2 separate regions of the Homo sapiens genome follow, and region 1 is linked to region 2. Evidence: chromatin contacts called from ENCODE Hi-C or POLR2A ChIA-PET data. All regions are on one chromosome and are shown on one strand. The core of a region is the stretch at or near the end of the contact, and the rest is flanking DNA. Distances in the headings are between cores, read along the strand shown. Region 1 overlaps SRF (serum response factor). Region 2 overlaps TTBK1 (tau tubulin kinase 1).

Region 1 (6,232 bases), core at 785-3,284, 94 kb before region 2:
GATAAAAAGTTTGCTGACCTGCCCATCTCCCTCCTCACCCCTCAGGCCTATGAGCTGTCCACGCTGACAGGGACACAGGTGCTGTTGCTGGTGGCCAGTGAGACAGGCCATGTGTATACCTTTGCCACCCGAAAACTGCAGCCCATGATCACCAGTGAGACCGGCAAGGCACTGATTCAGACCTGCCTCAACTCGCCAGACTCTCCACCCCGTTCAGACCCCACAACAGACCAGAGAATGAGTGCCACTGGCTTTGAAGAGACAGATCTCACCTACCAGGTGTCGGAGTCTGACAGCAGTGGGGAGACCAAGGTGTGTTTGGGTTGCCTATGTGAGAGGAGGGAAGGGAGTGGGGTCCCTCTCCCTTTCTGGCCCAGGACAGGTGGATAGGTGCCCACCGATGTGGAGTGGAGCCGGATTAACGACCCTCGTCCTAGGGGACAGGTGTCCATCCTCACTTTCCTGATAGAAGACCGCCCCCCTAGATAAGCGGGCGGCCTCCGTGCCCATATAAGGCCGGCTTGGGCTCCACGCCGGCCTCCCGCCCGCAGCCCGCCTGCCTGGCAGGGCCTTTGCATTCCTCCCGCCAGCTGTCTCCCCGCTAGGGGCGGGGGTGTAGTTTAGCCCGGCCCTCCGGGCTGGGTCGCCAGGGAGTAGAAAGGGAGCACTCCGGTCCCGGGGTCCTGGGAATCCAGCACTCTTGGCAGGCGGGCTGGTTGACTGGGCCGGGGACTACCTTACAAGCCAGCCGCTGCCCTTTCAGGGTGTTGGGGGCCTGGGCAGTTAGGGAGCGCATTTGCCTGCTGCTAGGGATGCCTGCGCTGTTACTCCTCCCCCTTCCTTTTCCCGGTAAGGAGAGGGGGTGGGGCTTCCTCCCTTGCTGTCTGGGGAGCTCCACCTTCCGGGTGGCACTTAACTGACTGGCCAATGGGAGGAAGCGGCACTGTTTGCCTTAGCAACGCCTCTGCCAATCAAGGGTCTTGGGCCCAGCTGCTTTGCAAACGTCTCGTGCTGACCCACCCCGCAGCCTTTGAGCCTCTGGTTGACTCATTTCGGGTCTGGGCTTGGTGGCTTGGTTCTCAGTTTCCTTCTTCCCCTTCTAAGAACGAAGTCTTCCTTAGGGGAGAGTCAGTGCTGTAGGCTACCTCCTCTCTTAGTGGCATATCATCTGTAATAATTTTTAAACTTTTATAACAGTAGGGCTCATTTATTCCCAGGAAATTTTGTTGGATGAGTACATTCTTTTGGTAGTTTACATCTTGGGTGTTTGACATATAGTGTGTCATTGCCAGATTCTCAAGATCTCTCTCAAACTCTTAAGTTCCCTGAGAAACTCAGTTCCTATCTCAGAAGCCTGACAAATTAGAGCTGGAAGAACTCTTTGAAAGAAAACGTAGTAGCCCAGCCCCCTCATGCTTATAGAAGAGGAAAACCGAGGTTCAGAAAAGGGGACTGGTTATTTCAGGGTCACTTAGATGGTCATTACCAGAGCTAGGAACAGACCTTGGTGTCCTGACTCCCCAGCCAATGGGATTACCACAGTCCGCTGGAGCAGAGAACTCAGGGGATTATAATAATGACAATGATAATAATTATCATAAGAGCAGCAAATATTTATTTTGGTTTTTTTATGTGCCAGGTAGTGTTTTCTAAGTGATTTACATATGCTAACCTACTTAATCCTTACAGCAACCTAGGGGGTAGGTATTATCCTCCTTTTACCGATAGAAAACTGTAGCTCAGTAGATCAATAACTTACCTAAGAGTCAGGCATCAGGTAAATGGTGGCGTTGGGATTTGAACCCAAGCTCACTGGTTTCAGTCTGGGTTCTCAGTCCACACAAAGCTTCTGCAAAGGCAGGATCTGGTAGGGGCTCATTGCTTCATCTTTACTCTGGGTATAGGACACACTGAAGCCGGCGTTCACAGTCACCAACCTGCCGGGTACAACCTCCACCATCCAAACAGCACCTAGCACCTCTACCACCATGCAAGTCAGCAGCGGCCCCTCCTTTCCCATCACCAACTACCTGGCACCAGTGTCTGCTAGTGTCAGCCCCAGTGCTGTCAGCAGTGCCAATGGGACTGTGCTGAAGAGTACAGGCAGCGGCCCTGTCTCCTCTGGGGGCCTTATGCAGCTGCCTACCAGCTTCACCCTCATGCCTGGTGAGTCACGAGGGGCAGGGAGAGATTCGTCCTTCCTGGGGCAAATCAAGCATGCTAAGAGTGTGTTTAGGGCTGGCACCAAGAGAACCTCTTTCCCTGCTCAGAAGGAAGGTGAATAGGGGCCAGAGCCTGAGCGAAGCCTCTTATATCCCGTTGGCAGGCATACCTCTGCCCACTGAGACCCCTGCTGTCCTTGTCAGTAAGTTTCAACCATATATTCTGGCCCTGTCTAGCTACCCCAGCCCCGTGCCCTCATTGCCACAGGGCAGTAGATGTTTCACCACTTCCTGCCTTGACTGGAAGGCAGATCATGTCTTTGATGGGTTATTGCCAGCTCTTGGGTCAACTGAAGAAAAGAGAGACAAGGCCCAGGGCAGGAGGAGGAGGGATGGGCAAGAGTAGAGCGTGGAAGCCCCCAGAGTGGATACTTGGGCCTGAAGGGCCTCTTTGGCTTCCAGGAAAGATAGTGATGGGAGTTGGAGACCAGTGTGCCAGACCCTGGGACTGGGGTGTCCATGGGTACTTGGTGGAGGTGGCAATTGGGTGGGACAGAGCACAAATAAGACTCTGTGTCTTGCAGGTGGGGCAGTGGCCCAGCAGGTCCCAGTGCAGGCCATTCAAGTGCACCAGGCCCCACAGCAAGCGTCTCCCTCCCGTGACAGCAGCACAGACCTCACGCAGACCTCCTCCAGCGGGACAGGTATAGCTCGCAGCCCTGTCACCCTCCCTCCCTGCCTTCCCCCACGAGGCCTAGCAGTAGGTGCCCAACAGTAACCCTCCTGTAACTAAAGTCAGGGGATTTCTTAAAGTGGAGATTGAGGCTTTGGGCCTAATAATTATGGGGAAGTCAGGTGAGGATGACTGGGTTTTGAATCCCGCCCTGCAGTGGGCTGCGGATTCCAGAAGAAAATTGGGGACCATTGACCTACCTCCTCATTCAGATGAGGAGCCTGAGGCCTAGAAATAAGAAGTTACTTGCTCAAAGACACATTTGCTTAATTATCAGGAAGGACTTAGAGAGCAATTTTCTCTTTGTGCGAGGGTCTTACAGGTTTTGAGTAGCCACAGTTACCCTCAGGTATCTCTAGACATTTCAGAAATGATGAGATACTCTCAAAGTAAGGTTAATTTTAAGTTCTTATTATTTATAACCTTTTTACTCAAAGTGTGGCCTATGGACTGGGAACACCAGCATTACCTGGGAGCTTGTTGGAAATACAGAATCTTGAGTCTCACCCCAAACCTAGTGAATCGGAGTCTGTTTTTTTTTTTTTTTTTGAGACGGAGTCTCGCTCTCTGTCGCCCAGGCTGGAGTGCAGTGGCACCATCTCGGCTCACTGCAAGCTCTGCCTCCCGGGTTCACGCTATTCTCCTGCCTCAGCCTCCCGAGTAGCTGGGACTACAGGTGCCCGCCACCACACCTGGCTAATTTTTTTGTATTTTTAGTAGAGACGGGGTTTCACCTTGTTAGCCAGGATGGTCTCGATCTCCTGACCTCGTGATCCGCCCACCTCGGCCTCTCAAAGTGCTGGGATTACAGGCCTGAGCCACCGCACCCGGCCCAGAGTCTGTGTTTTAACAAGATTCCCATATAATGCACGTTAACATTTGAGAAGTGCTTGTTTGAAAGATGAATTTGTTAGCTGTGCATTAAGAAGGAGAGAGAGGCCGGGTGCGGTGGCTCACGTCTGTAATCCCAGCGCTTTGGGAGGCCGAGGGGGGCAGATCACGAGGTCAGGAGATTGAGATCATCCTGGCTAACACGGTGAAACTCCATCTCTACTAAAAATTCAAAAAATTAGCCGGGCTTGATGGCAGGCATCTGTAGTCCCAGCTACTCGGGAGGCTGAGGCAGGAGAATGGCATGAGCCCAGGAGGCGGAGCTTGCAGTGAGCCAAGATCGCGCCACTGCACCCCAGCCTGGGTGACAGAGTGAGACTCCATCTCAAAAAAAAAAAAAAAAAGGAGGGAGAATGAGAACAAATAAAAAATAAGATGTTAGAGCTCCTAAAAGGGGAGTATCTGAGTTTTCTGAGAGTAGGTCAGTCATAATCTTTGTTTTTCCCAAGATTTAGGACTTAGAGAATTCAGTAGATAGACAATTGAATAAATAGTACAATGTGATAGGATACAATTAAAGATTGATGCTGTTGTGTTCAAGAAAAAATAGGCTTTTCTTAGTTGATGATGGAGCTGAGGAATAGTCGTGTCTAGCTTCTGACCTGGGAAATGGCAAGAGGGCTCTGGGGGCCTGGAATTCCTAGGGACGGAATGGGAGTTATCAGTGGGGACCAGTGCCGAGCTGACACATGTCTGTGTTTGCCAGTGACGCTGCCCGCCACCATCATGACGTCATCCGTGCCCACAACTGTGGGTGGCCACATGATGTACCCTAGCCCGCATGCGGTGATGTATGCCCCCACCTCGGGCCTGGGTGATGGCAGCCTCACCGTGCTGAATGCCTTCTCCCAGGCACCATCCACCATGCAGGTGTCACACAGCCAGGTCCAGGAGCCAGGTGAGTAGAGGAGCAGGGCTAAGGAAAGGAGGACCGTTTCCTTCTTTATACACACACACACACACACATACACACACATATGCACTGATGCCTACAAATATTTCTACCCAAATACAACACAGACTTGGATGCTCACACACACATTTGGACACCCCACTTGGACACTCACACCCGCATGCACCCTCAGACACACTGGCACCCTTTCCCTTGGGCTCTTACATCTGAGACTGCCCCAGTCACTTGTGCATTTGACACCACTCCTCCAATATCTGGAAGTTTCAACAAACAATTTGAGTATCTCCTGTGGTTTTCCAATGTAGGTGGCGTCCCCCAGGTGTTCCTGACAGCATCATCTGGGACAGTGCAGATCCCTGTTTCAGCAGTTCAGCTCCACCAGGTAGGTAGGGATATCTTTCACCCCATCCCAGATAGCCACTTCTTTGTCTTGACCTTAGGGGATCCTGTTACCAGTTCATCAAAGCCAAAATCCCTAGCCTGGAAGCCCATCTGCTTTTCTGCTCAGGCCTGTGGTTGGCAGGCAGGGAAGCCAGGGGAGCCTGAACTGGCTGGCCAGTCCCTGCCCCTCCTCATACATCCCCTTCCCTCCAGATGGCTGTGATAGGGCAGCAGGCCGGGAGCAGCAGCAACCTCACCGAGCTACAGGTGGTGAACCTGGACACCGCCCACAGCACCAAGAGTGAATGATCCGCCCGCCGCCCTGGACAGATGGCCCAAGGGATGGCACCACTTATTTATTGTTGCCTTTTCACGTTTTCTTTACACACACGTTGACGGGCCGCAGGAGGGAGGCGGGGAGGAGGAACGGGCAGCCACAGGACTGAGCCCTCTCACTCCAGCCAAAGAAATGGGCCTGCCTGCCTCCACCCGTCCTCCCTCAGCCTCCCCTTCTTCCCGCCCCACCTCCCATTTCTGTTGCTGGAGGGGCTGTCCTCCTTCCTGGGACCCCCTCGCCAGCTTGGCTCGATGTTTGCCATGAGTATTAGCTTACCCAATGGGACCGTGCCCCACCTCCCCACACACAGGCCTTCTGTGGGGCTGGGCACCGTGTCCTCCTCTGAGGAAGCAGTTGGGGCCCTCTTGCCAGCCTCCTTGCTGACCCCAGGTCAGCCCTGTGTCTGTCACAGGCTGGGTCAAAAGAGCCCTGGCTCTGCCCCTCAGGGGGCCAGCTGGGGAGATGGGGGCTTCTTCCTCACACTGCTGTCCTCTCCCCCTTCAGCTCCTGAGTAGCTGGGCCTGTGCACTGGGCAGGTTCCTGGGGCCGCCTGCCCTGCCTTGCCGCTCCCCTTGGACCTCCAGGGGCTCCTGGGTTGGAGGGAACCACCAGCGTTCCCTTCTCCCCCTTGTCTTCCCCCCTCTCCTCCCAGCTGCTTTACTTAAAGTTGATTTTGAACTTTTTATTTGAGGAGACGAAGTGAAAACAAATCTATAAATATATATTTTTAAAATATTTAACTTTTTTTTATGGCGTTTTTCTCGTCCCCCTCCCTGCCCAAACTCCCCTTCCCTGGGGAGCCCTCAGGCTCCCCA
Region 2 (5,603 bases), core at 1,174-3,673:
TGCCCGGCAGCCACCAAAGCATTTCCCTGCCACGTGCTGGACAGTGTGCTAGGGGCTGGGGGACAAAGATGAATAAAGCTGCCCAGTCCTGCCCTTTTGGAGCTCAAGGTCACAAGCAGTGGGGTGGAGATGCAAAGGTCTAGAAAGATGTTAACAATCCAGGTCCATCAGGGAGATAACAGAGCACTCTTATCTGCTAGAAGCTGGGAGCTTGCAGGGGAGGGAGCTGGAGCGGTCTCACAGAGGTGATATTTCAACTGGTGTTGAAGACAAGTAGGTGGCCACAAGTGGTGCCCAATCTGAAGGGCAAGAGCCCTCTGGGATTCAATGCCATCCTATGAAAATCCTTCTGCCTGGCAGCTGAGCAAACTCTGGCTGGAATGTTAACTCAAGCCACCCACATGTGCTGTGAGAGGGGGCTTTGGGCAATGGTGGTGCCTCTGTCCCTTGGCCTCTCTGGGTGGGCCTTAGACCCCTAACCCTTGGTGCAGATGGGACTAGCTCAGAAGGATCCTAGACTTGGCCAAAAAGAAGCTGAAACGGAAAGCAAGGTGGGAGCAAAGCCAGTCCTATTAGAATGTTCTCCCTCTTCCCTACTCTGCTGGAGGCTCCATGCCAAGTCCCTTGTGCCCCCATGTGACAGCAGCAAGGGATGCTGGGGCTGAGTGTCCCAGGCCCCCTCCTTCCTGGAGGAGCTGGCCCAGGCAGTCCTTGCTGCTGCTGTAAAAGCTATTTCAACTGGCCTCTGTCTCAGGAAGAGAGAGGGTCAGGCTGGGAGAGGTCTGGTAACACCCTGGGCGCCATTTCTACCCCCACATATCTGGGACACTTCCACTTCACTCGGAGGGCATGGGGGCACAGAGCAGGATTCTTCCAGAAGGCGATGAGGCAGCAGTTCTGCCCAGCCCTGTACACAAGCTGCCTGGTGGCTCAGACTTTGAGGGGGCAGGGAAAAAGCCACTTTCAAGAAATGACTTCAGTTTGCCCCTCCTCCTACGAGTCCATCCCTTCCCTCATTTGGAAGAGTGATTTAAAATTAGATACTAAAATAGCTCAGTGAAGAGCACAGCATTTACTCCATGGCGGGTGCTGTTCCAAGTACTGCACATCTTATAACATCGAATCCTCACGACCACCCTTTGAGGTGGGCACCATTATGACCCCCATTTTACAGAGGAGGAAGCTGAGGCTCAGAGAGGTGCAGTAACTTGCTCAAGGTCACTCAGATTTTAAGTGGTGGAGTTGGGATTCAAACACGAGTAATTGGGCTCTAGAGTACCACCTTATGCCGCATGGTCACCCCGATCCCAACACCTCCCTGTGATGGGGCGGGGGTGCCAAGGCGGAGGGTGTACAGGGAAAGTTTCTGAGCCCTAATGAGTAGCACGGAATCTAGCTGGGGAGACATGCCACACACAGCTGTCAACACATGGCAAGGAACTCTCTCAGAGCACACAGCCACGTTCCTGAGAGAAAGGGTTCCCCAGTCCAGAACAACCCTGAGCTAGGTAGGACTAAGCCAGGAAGGCTTCTCGGAGGAGGTGAGTGACCATGGTCTCCTTGCAGAGACCATAGTGTGAGAAGTTCCAGAGAGAAGGAGGAGGGGGAAGGGCGTTGGAGGCCAGAGCCTAGATTCTGAGGCAGGACCTTGGGGCGGGTGGTTTGCACCCTCCTCCACCCTGCCTGACCCCGCCCACTTGCCCGGGACGCCGGCGCCGCAGGGGCTGTGAGCGGTGGGTGGCCCCGGAGACGGAGCTGTCGAGTCTGTGCCTGACACCTCTTTTCCCTCCACTTTCTTGGTCTCTTTCAGTTGGAGGAGGACAGACTCTCGGGGCACTCCCTCCCGCGGTACAGCCCCCTGCGACGACTGGCGTCCTCCGTGTTCTCCTCCTCCACGCTGGAGACGGAGCATTACCCTCACCCCGGCGGCGGCGGCTCCTCGGGCTCCTCCGGTTCCCTCATTCAGCGCAGCCGCTCGGCTGAGAGCAGCCCTGTGCGGGCGCCCCACCGGCGCCACGCGCCCCTCGCTGCTGGCAACCACAGACTCATGCCCTCGGTGCTCCGCATCTCGCGGTCCCAGCTGCAGCAGGTGTGGGCCCGGTTCACCCACAAGACCTAGGCTGGGCCCCCCCCCTCCTGGAGGGGGCAGGTGGGGGGGGGTGGGGAGCAGGCAGAGGACCATGGTTCCTTCCCAGGACGCAATAATCACACACTCACACATCCCATCCCACCCCATCATGCAATACAGCCCCCCTAGAACGTTGGCCCAAGGTACTGTAATACTCCCACCCCAAGCAGAGTCTCCGTCCCACCTCCCCATCAGCTCCCTTTGTAGGTGCCAGCCAAATGGTGCAGGGAGGGGTGGGGCTGGTGGTACAGTTTCCAGGACAGGGCAGGGGCGCTCAGCTGGAGCCACTGATGGGTCCAGAGTCCAGTGGAAAGAGAGGTGTCAGGGAGATGAGGCCTGCAGGGCCAGAGGCACTCTGGTATGGGCTTTGTTCTGTTTAATTTGTGATCTCTTGGCATGGCTGGGTCTGATCCACCCCGAGGGGCTGGCGGGAGGCCAAGACCCTCCTTGCATGGTGTGTGTGTGTGTGTGTGTGTGTGTGTGTGTGTGTGTGTGTGTCCCTGTGTATGGATGGAGGCCAGGACAGCCAGGTTTGGAATGTGGTGGGGAGTGTTTCAATGCTCAGTGATCGGGGGAGGAGCCCTGTGACCTAGCGAGACTTTCTCAGGCCATCATCATTGAGGACAGAGTTCTCTCCTCACACATCTTACCCCAGGAAGGCTCAGTCCATGGTAGGCTGCCCCTCCCCCAAGACACCTGTGCCATCACTCCCTGGTAGGATTGGGTGTCTGTCCTCGGCTCCTCAGGAACTGAGGATGGATGAGAGGGGCCTGGGATCCACCTCCCAAGGCAGGCTGGAACTGAGCAACGAGGAGACCCAGCTTAGAAGCAGTGGCAGCTAAGGTGGTTGTTAAGGATGACGTGAGAAACCATGTGCTTGTCAGCAAAACCAGTGTCTCAGGACAAATCCCAGGCGGGAGCAGCCCCACCTCTGCCCTTCTCAGAAGGTGACTCCTTCCTGTAGGTGCTCGGTCAGCCCCAAGGGCGGTGGTGAAGACACAGCAGAAGAGAGGCAGGTTGGATAGGGATCTGGACACTTGGGAGTGGGGAAGTGTCAGGATGCCAGCTTGCGCCTGCCTCTTCTGCCCATTTCTCAGCCCCCAACCTTCACTGCAGGGAGCCCAAGTTTCCCTTTATTCATCCTGCCCATGTCAGCCAGCACCTCTGTTCCCCTGGGGAATGCGGTAGTAGTGAAGTGGGTACTAGAAAGGGCCGTGCCTGTATGGGGAGGGGAGGAGGCCCAAAGATTTGCAAAATGTTTATTTCAGTGAGACTGTGTCTGTATGTTTGCTTGTGTGCATGCGCGTACACTTGTGCATAAGAGTGTGCTTACGAATGAGCGTTTGTGCATGTGGAAGGGCTGCCATGGATGAATGCTCAGGCTGTGCACTGTGTAATTCCAGGAAGTGCCATTTACATAGACCTCAATGTGACTGGCACGTGCGCAAGTTGCACAGTGCTGTATGAGTGTGTGTATGCACATGTGTGTTAGGGAGCCAGAAAGATGTCTATGCAGTCATTGGTAGTTTCCTATGTAGCTACTCTCATCCCAGCTTCACTCTTCTACCCCTCTCTCCCTGTAACCTCTGCTTGGCCCATCAATTCCCCAGATGTCTCTGGTTAGAGTAGAGGCCTCAGGGCCCTGGCCCCTGCCTGGGGGTGCCATAAGTGTGGTGGGCAGTGCCCTGGAGCCAAACTGTCCACACAGAGGGCCACCATTGTGGTATGGCTCATCCACACCATTCACATAAGCCACTCCATAGTCACACACTCCTTTCCCCAAAATCTTTCTTTGTAAGTCTATTTATTTATTTATTTATTTATTTATTTATTTTTGAGGATGTCTGGGCCAAGAGCACCTTCTCCATCTGGCAACAAAAGCCAGATTTGGGTTCTAATACTTGTGCCCCACCCCCACCCCCATCTCAGCTGCTCACTTTTGAATCTCCCCAAACCCAAGCCTCTGTTGCCCTCTGGGCTGTTTTGGATGGCTTTGCACCCTGCTCAGGCAGTAGGCAGGAGAGGGTCAAGGTGGACCCTTTGAGAAGGGACAGAAAACAAAAAGCACAAAGGTGAGGGGGTGAGGCTGAACAGTGGCCCCACTCCCCTCCTGCTGGCACTGCCTCCCCCAGCCACCTCCTCTTGCCCTCTTCCCATCCACCCCAGGTAGTGGCAGGAGGTGAAGTGAAGGGAACCTGCCCACCATCTGCTCCATAAGTCAGCAGCAGTGTGGGCAAGGGCCCCCCCACCCAATCTGGGGTTGGATGAAACCAAGCACTCTGTGATCCAGCATTCCCTTCTAGAGGGTTCCACTACTCAACCCTGAGCACAGCTCCATCTCAGTGACCAGAACCCTGAGGTACTCTAAGATCCCAAAGTGCCTTGTGAAATATTGAAGATGATGGCACTGGCTTCAGCCTCATTTCAGCATTACATACATATTACTGTTTCCAACGCCTTTGGAAGTGGGAGATCCAGCATTGAGAAGGCGGCTGAGTTTTCAAACACACACCCCCCACCTCAGAACTGACACCTGTGGGAGAGGGTGTGTCCTTTAAAGCAAGGCCATGGTTCAAAGCATGTTGTCCTTTAGGGGGACATCCTTTTGTATATCCTCCATGGTGGAGGGGAGAGTGTTTTGTAAGCCATAAAGCTCTGAGCTAACAGGTGATCTTAATAATATTATCTTTTCGGGGTGGCTTTGACTCTTGGAGATTGTTAAGGTCATCTAAGCCACTTGTGTTGGATTAAGTTCATGTGAAGCTCGGCAGAGCTTCACATGGTTTGGGTCGAGTTGCTGGTCTCCGGTTCCCAGGCTAGGTGGGGATGCTGTGAGCCTGCAATATTGTCACTCTTGTTTTCTGAAGCATTTCCCAAGAGAAGGCCAGAATGTTTCAAGATTGATACCCTGCTTGGGGAAAGCGTGTAGCCTCCTCGGGGTCAGCTTTGAAAAGAGACAGCTGTCTTTGTTGTATTTTGAAAGTGGTGTTTTCGCACTTCATAGTCTCACTCTGCATTTAGTGGTGGCTTACAATTATTTGTGATTTTATTTAATAGCCACTGGCACACAGTGCTTATTATGTGCCAGGCAGCGATCTAAGCACTTTACAAAATTAACTCATTTAAACCTCATGATAGCTTATGAGGTAGATCCCAGTATTATCTGCATTCAACAAATTAATCAGAACATTTTATTTACCAGAACATATAAAAAACCCACCCATGCCGAATAATCTGAGGTCTTGTTTGACAGAGTTTGTGAAACATCTTGGTCTATGTATTGGTTGATTGATTGTCCTTTGCGGTGGGCCCCCTCCTCAGTCTATAGAAAAGAGGGGAGTTGTCAGCAAGCCATATTTTCCTTCCTTTCCCATTCCCACCTTGCCATGGGGTGGCATCCAGATGGGAGTCACTCCAGAGTACTGGGGTTGGTTAAAATGGCTGGACCCTGTCTCTCCAGAGACCTCCAACCCCT

What was found. Hi-C counts contacts between places; a loop is a spot of excess contacts on that map. ChIA-PET counts read pairs that join two places held with the same protein, here RNA polymerase II (POLR2A). Pooled maps may share reads with other maps.
Region 1: a loop to region 2 is called in a pooled map, with 4 times the contacts of the local background. The contact joins two enhancer-like sites. A Hi-C loop is called at or near these places in 1 of 168 maps with a recorded cell type or tissue (naive thymus-derived CD4-positive, alpha-beta T cell) and 7 of 50 pooled maps. POLR2A ChIA-PET finds 5 or more read pairs at or near these places in 7 of 52 experiments (AG04449, H1, HEK293 and 3 more).

Annotation. Positions count from the first base shown.
Region 1 is chr6:43,173,802-43,180,033 of GRCh38, forward strand. SRF (serum response factor) reads left to right here. Exons shown (of 7, transcript NM_003131.4): 2 at 46-312; 3 at 1,905-2,166; 4 at 2,747-2,866; 5 at 4,493-4,684; 6 at 5,005-5,081; 7 at 5,294-6,232. The coding sequence ends at 5,389. Among named protein-coding and RNA genes, the nearest start is that of CUL9, 5.3 kb to the right of the region's middle. RefSeq lists enhancers at 1,045-1,274, 4,062-4,563, 4,564-5,063. Within about 2 kb of position 2,035, at least 3 of the 41 ENCODE cell types and tissues checked have a DNase peak (open chromatin) inside an H3K27ac peak, as active enhancers do.
Region 2 is chr6:43,267,833-43,273,435 of GRCh38, forward strand. All of the region lies in intron 13 of TTBK1 (tau tubulin kinase 1), which reads left to right. Among named protein-coding and RNA genes, the nearest start is that of TTBK1, 27 kb to the left of the region's middle. RefSeq lists a silencer at 4,249-4,498. Within about 2 kb of position 2,424, at least 8 of the 41 ENCODE cell types and tissues checked have a DNase peak (open chromatin) inside an H3K27ac peak, as active enhancers do.